Linked DNA regions of Homo sapiens: region 1 is linked to region 2. Evidence: chromatin contacts called from ENCODE Hi-C data. All regions are on one chromosome and are shown on one strand. The core of a region is the stretch at or near the end of the contact, and the rest is flanking DNA. Distances in the headings are between cores, read along the strand shown. Region 1 has its middle 180 kb from the start of TET2. Region 2 overlaps DAPP1 (dual adaptor of phosphotyrosine and 3-phosphoinositides 1).

Region 1 (2,700 bases), core at 195-2,694, 5.1 Mb before region 2:
AATGATTTTAACTAAGGTAAGTTGTTTAGGGAAGGCAGGAGAATGACTAGGTTCATTGATTTTCCAATATCATAACTTTATCTGTACATATGATAATTTTATTGGATTATGTCTACCCAAATTCACAGCTGAGAAAATATTTCAGATTAATATCAGATATTATTCAGGGCAATTGGACAGAAGCACACTTATTCATCTTGATGGAAAAAATGAATTTAAGGGGGCCTCTTCTCTTGGAAGTTTATTCGTTTTCTATCCAGTGTGAATTAATCAGAATAAAACTTTTAAAAAATCTGAAAAAAATGTTTAAACTCTTTTTAAATATATATTTGATTTTTAAAATTTGCAAATGGGTAAATATTTTTAATTTTTAATTTTTTTTTTTTTTTTGAGACGGAGTTTCCCTCTTTTGCCCAGGCTGGAGTGCAGTGGCAGGATTTTGGCTCACTGCAACCTCTGCCCCCCAGGTTCAAGTGATTCTCCTACCTCAGCCTCCTGAGTAGCTGGGATTATAGGCACCTGCCACCACGCCCAGCTAATTTTTATATCTTTAGTAGAGACGAGGTTTTTGCCATGTTGCCCAGGCTGGTCTCAGACTCCTGACCTCAGGTGATCCACCTGCCTCGGCCTTCCAAAGTGCTAGGATTACAGGTGTGAGCAACCTCACCTGGCCTATTTTTATTTATTTTTTTAACATTTATTTTAAGTTCAGGGGTACATGTGCAGGTTTGTTACCTAGGTAAACTTGTACTTTTTAACTTTGAGGAACCGTTTTCCATAATGGCTATACTAATTTACATTCCCACCAACAGTGTACAAAGTTTCCTCTTCCACTGACATCCTGCGTGGTCTGTGTTCTTTGAATGGAGACCAGGGACCAGGAACTAGTCTGCAGTGAGCAGGGTGTGAGGCCAAGGCACAAATCACGTGTGTGTTTATATCTGTATAACAAGAAAATGTGCCGCAGGCAGTTTTAACTTGTCTAGTCCCTTTCTTTACTCTTGAAAAACCAGTCCTAGAGTACTTTGGGGAAGAAGCCCAGAGTGGCAATTAATGTTATTCACCCTCCTCCCACTCTGTAAATATGGGCTTTTCCCATGGTTAAGCAGAGGCTGTTTATTAATTTTTTCCTGTACTTTCTCCCTCAGTGATCTCCTGCACTCGTGTGTCCCCATGAATGTGCCCAGCTGTGTGTTAGTCCAGTAATTGCTGTGCTTTAAAGCATCTTTTCTTCTCCCCCTTGAATTAAATCTGTCAATTGTGAACCAGTAAACCAGTTTTCTCAAGAATTTTCAGTGGTTTCTTATAAAATTAGGCCACCAGTACTTTCACTCTTTGTCAATCAAAAGGAGGAAATTCAAGCGAAGTCAAGGTGCATATGTTAGTGAAAACTGAACTCCGGATTGGATGTCAGGTTCTTGTTTCAGCTCTGCCTTTAACAAGCTGGGTGGTGTTGTGCAACTTAGTTTCCTTATTACTAGCATGGAGGGGTGGGACTAGAAGACTTCTAGTTTCCTCCCAGCTCAATGAAAGCAAAGAATGCTTTCTTCTTAAGTTTTATTAGTGTTTCTCAGTATTTCTTTAACCTTCCGTGGATGAACTGCCTGATACACTGGAAGTGCACAAATAGATTTAAAAGTTTCACTTATGAGGTAGGTAATTAGGTTTTATCCAGTTGCTTACAGCATGCTAGGTATTGAGGGGAAAGTTAACTAGTTTTATCAGCCCCTGGTTTGAGTAAGTAGTAGTCAGTGTTTTGAGGAGTTGGGACTAGAAGAAAGAAAGGAGATTTGTTAAAAAATAAAGGTGGGCTGCTGTGTACCTAAGCAAGGACATCAACCTTCAGTTATCAAACAATAATAATTCACAGAATGGTTTTCAGAAAATCTAAACATAGCAATTAAAAATTTCAAGCTGAGATTTGAAGAAATCTGGAAGTTTATCCTTCTGTCTCAGGAAGATTTTATATTTCTGTTTTAGCATTTGAAACTCCAGCTCCTGCCGAATGCTTCTGGTTTCAGAGAGCTCACAATATTATAAGTCCAACTGTTTTGTTTCCAGTGTTGATACACTTTACATGGGTACTGTGTTTTCCAGAGAGTGGAAAAGCACTTTGATTATATACAATACTCATGTGTGTATGATGGGAAAAGATAGTCACTCTATTTTCTTTTTTAGGGGAAGATTAACATTCAACTAAAGGATACTCTGAATGATCATTCTACTTGTGCATCTGACAGGTTAGAAACAGACTGCGAGATTACAATATATTACTACTAATTATTTCTCATATTTTCAACCTTGATATGAGCTATTTTATGATAAGCCCTTGTCTCCAGGAACCTGGAAGTTTCAAGAGCTCTAAAACAATCATTCATAGCAGACTTCTTTACCGTGAGGCTATTCCTGTGTTCATGTTAAGATCACATCATTCTGAGGAACATGGCTCAAAAGAATTAATTTCAAGAATAAGTAACATTGTCTAACATTCTGGCCGTAGAAGTGTTTTCTCTTCCTATATCATGTTTTCCACTTGCGAGGAAAATTTTTAATGAAAAACACTTTGGCAGCAAAAAGAACAAAGCTGGAGGCATTGTACTACTTGCCTTCAAAATAGTATAGTAATCAAAACAGCATGATACTGGCATAAAAACAGACACATAAACCAATGGAACAGAGTAGAGAGCCCAGAAATAAATC
Region 2 (2,700 bases), core at 31-2,530:
GCATTACTAAGTGAACATGACCTGAACAAGCTGGTGCTCACAAGTGATTGCCTCCTTCCCCTTCCATCTGGAGAGGGGAGCCTCCAGGCAGAAAAAGGGCTCAGCCCAGGGGGTCCAGGCATGGGGGGCTGGGGAACTTTGTTCCAAGGGCTCAGAGCAGTTCTGAGTCTATGTTTCTGACATTTCCTTCTTGAAATCCTTCCCTCAATCAATCAGTCAATCAGAAACTAGAAACTAACTACAAAAAGAGGCAACTTAAGGGGATTTTTTTTCTTCTTGCTATGGTTTCTTGCTTTTAATTTTACTAGGGTCTTTTCTATAGCAAGCCTAAGATTGTACCAGACATGGAAGAGATGTAAAGAATTCAGCAATTCATTCAACGAATATTTACAGAGCTTTGCACTCTGCCAGGCACTTGTCTAGGTACTGGGAATGCAATAGCACACAAAGGAGTTTAAATGCTCTTATCGAGCTTATGTTCTAGGTAGAGGAGACAGAAAAAAAATTTAAAAAATATTTTATGTGTGAGAAGTGTTATGGAAAAAATGAATAGGGCATGGTAAAGGGATAGAGAATAGAAAAGGTAGGGTTGGGAGAGGGTGATATTTTACAAGGGTCATCAGGAAGGGCGTCTTTGAAAAGATTTGAAAGATCTGGAGAGTATAGAACCTGAATTAGAGTAAGAGTGAGAAAATGAAAAAGAAAAATGTCTCCTCTGTGGTTAAAAAACACCCTAATGTTAATGATAAATCTACACAAAACAGGCCGGGCACAGTGGCTCACATCTGTAATCCCAGCACTTTGGAAGGCTGAGGTGGGTGGATCATGAGGTCAGGAGATCGAGAGCATCCTGGCCAACATAGTGAAACCCCATCTCTACTAAAATACAAAATAAAAACAAAAATAAATTAGCCGAGCGTGGTGGCAGGCACCTGTAGTCTCAGCTACTCGGGAGGCTGAGGCAGGGAAATTGCTTGAACCCGGGAGGCGGGGGTTGCGGTGAGCCGAGATCGCACCACTGCACTCCAGCCTGAGTGACAGAGTGAGACTCTGTCTCAAAAAAAAAAAAAAAAAAAAAAAACTACACAAAACAAAACCTGTCTATGATACTTGAATACATACAATGTCTGACTGCAAAAACAGAACTGTGGCTTTTGATACTTGGGCCCAGATAAGGTGCTGCTGTAAAATGAAAAGCTGTTGAGAAAAGCCAGAAGAGGGTGTCTGATCTCGACCTCAGAGAAGAATGAAAGCCTCTGGCCCTTCCTCTTTCTGTCTCTCATTGGCATTGCAGCATTGGGATCACAATGAAAAACAGATTTTGCCATTATCAGAACCGTCCCATTCTTGCACATTGTGCTCTCTTTTGTCAATGTGATCTTCCCATAAGAACAGATCCAGTCATATGAGGAGAAGGGGCCGGCTACAGTTTTACAGTCAGAATGAAAGCAGCAGTACCTATATCAAGAGTAGCTGCTGTGCAGGCTCAGGGGCTCTGTGAACACAGTGCTCACATTGTAGATGCATGGTAAATTCAGCGCTGGCTCCCAACCCTAAGAAACACTCCCAGTGATGTGCTTCATAGTCACTCTGGACCCTTGGAAAGAGCACTGGATGCACAGGCAGAGGAACAGGGTTCAATTGTCACTACCGCCATTCAGTACTTATCGGCCTTGGACAACCATTACAAGCTTCTGCTCCTTACTAGTGAGAATAATTATGCTTCCTTCAGAAGGCACCAAATAAATGTTTGTGGGAGAATGATAACATATTAGATATTATTATTCTTTGACAGAATATTTTTAAATCCTTAAATAAAATTTGAATGATTGCATCTTTGGGGACATGGATTTTGAAATCTTAAAAAAGACCTAGACGCAACATTCTGCTAGGAATAAAAATGGTGGTAGTCTAGTAATCACTACTTGTGATTAACTATAGTTAAATTGGTGCCTCTCAAACACTTTCACCTTACAGAAGAGGAGAGGGGAACTGAAGCCTAGGGATCAAAGCAGCTCCCAAATTAGATACATTTTGAACTCTTATACTTTATCTTCAAAGTTGATGCTTAATTTTCATTCTACTTCATATATTTAATACTTAATATGAAAATAATGCTTTAAATGACACTCCAGAAAGATGTACTTAGTTGATACGACCAGGCACACACTTCACATAATAATACCTGTGTTAATTTTTTTTTTTTGAGGCGGAGTCTTGCTCTGTCACCCAGGCTGGAGTGCAATGTCACGATCTCAGCTCACTGCAACGTCTGCCTCCCAGGTTCAAGCGATTCTCCTGCCTCTGCCTCCCAAGTAGCTGGGAATACAGGCATCCACCACCACACCGGGCCAATTTTCGTATTTTCAGTAGAGACGGGGTTTCGTCATGTTGGCCAGACTGGTCTCGAACTCGTGACCTCAGGTGATCCACCCGCCTCGGCCTCCCAAAGTGTTGGGATTACAGGCGTGAGCCACTGTGCCTGGCCTAATTTTTTATTGCTATTGTAGCAAATTGCCACAAACATAACAGCTTAAAACAACTCAGATTTATCATCTTACAATTCTGGAAGTCAGAAGTTCGAAATGGGTCTCACTAGTCTAAAACTGGCAAGGCTGCTTTCCTAGTGGAGGCTCTAGGGAGGATTCATTCCTTTGCATTTTCCAGCTTTCAGAGGTGCCCTCATGTCTTGACTTGTGG

Evidence for each region. A loop is a pair of places that touch in the nucleus more often than their neighbours do. Pooled maps may share reads with other maps.
Region 1: a map of naive thymus-derived CD4-positive, alpha-beta T cell shows a loop between it and region 2 (13-fold over the local background). The contact joins two enhancer-like sites. A Hi-C loop is called at or near these places in 1 of 168 maps with a recorded cell type or tissue (naive thymus-derived CD4-positive, alpha-beta T cell), 1 of 37 single-sample maps with no recorded cell type and 3 of 50 pooled maps.

The regions. Positions count from the first base shown.
Region 1 is chr4:104,965,560-104,968,259 of GRCh38, reverse strand. No RefSeq gene overlaps it. Among named protein-coding and RNA genes, the nearest start is that of TET2, 180 kb to the left of the region's middle. Within about 2 kb of position 1,444, at least 11 of the 41 ENCODE cell types and tissues checked have a DNase peak (open chromatin) inside an H3K27ac peak, as active enhancers do.
Region 2 is chr4:99,849,916-99,852,615 of GRCh38, reverse strand. All of the region lies in intron 3 of DAPP1 (dual adaptor of phosphotyrosine and 3-phosphoinositides 1), which reads right to left. Among named protein-coding and RNA genes, the nearest start is that of DAPP1, 34 kb to the right of the region's middle. Within about 2 kb of position 1,280, at least 2 of the 41 ENCODE cell types and tissues checked have a DNase peak (open chromatin) inside an H3K27ac peak, as active enhancers do.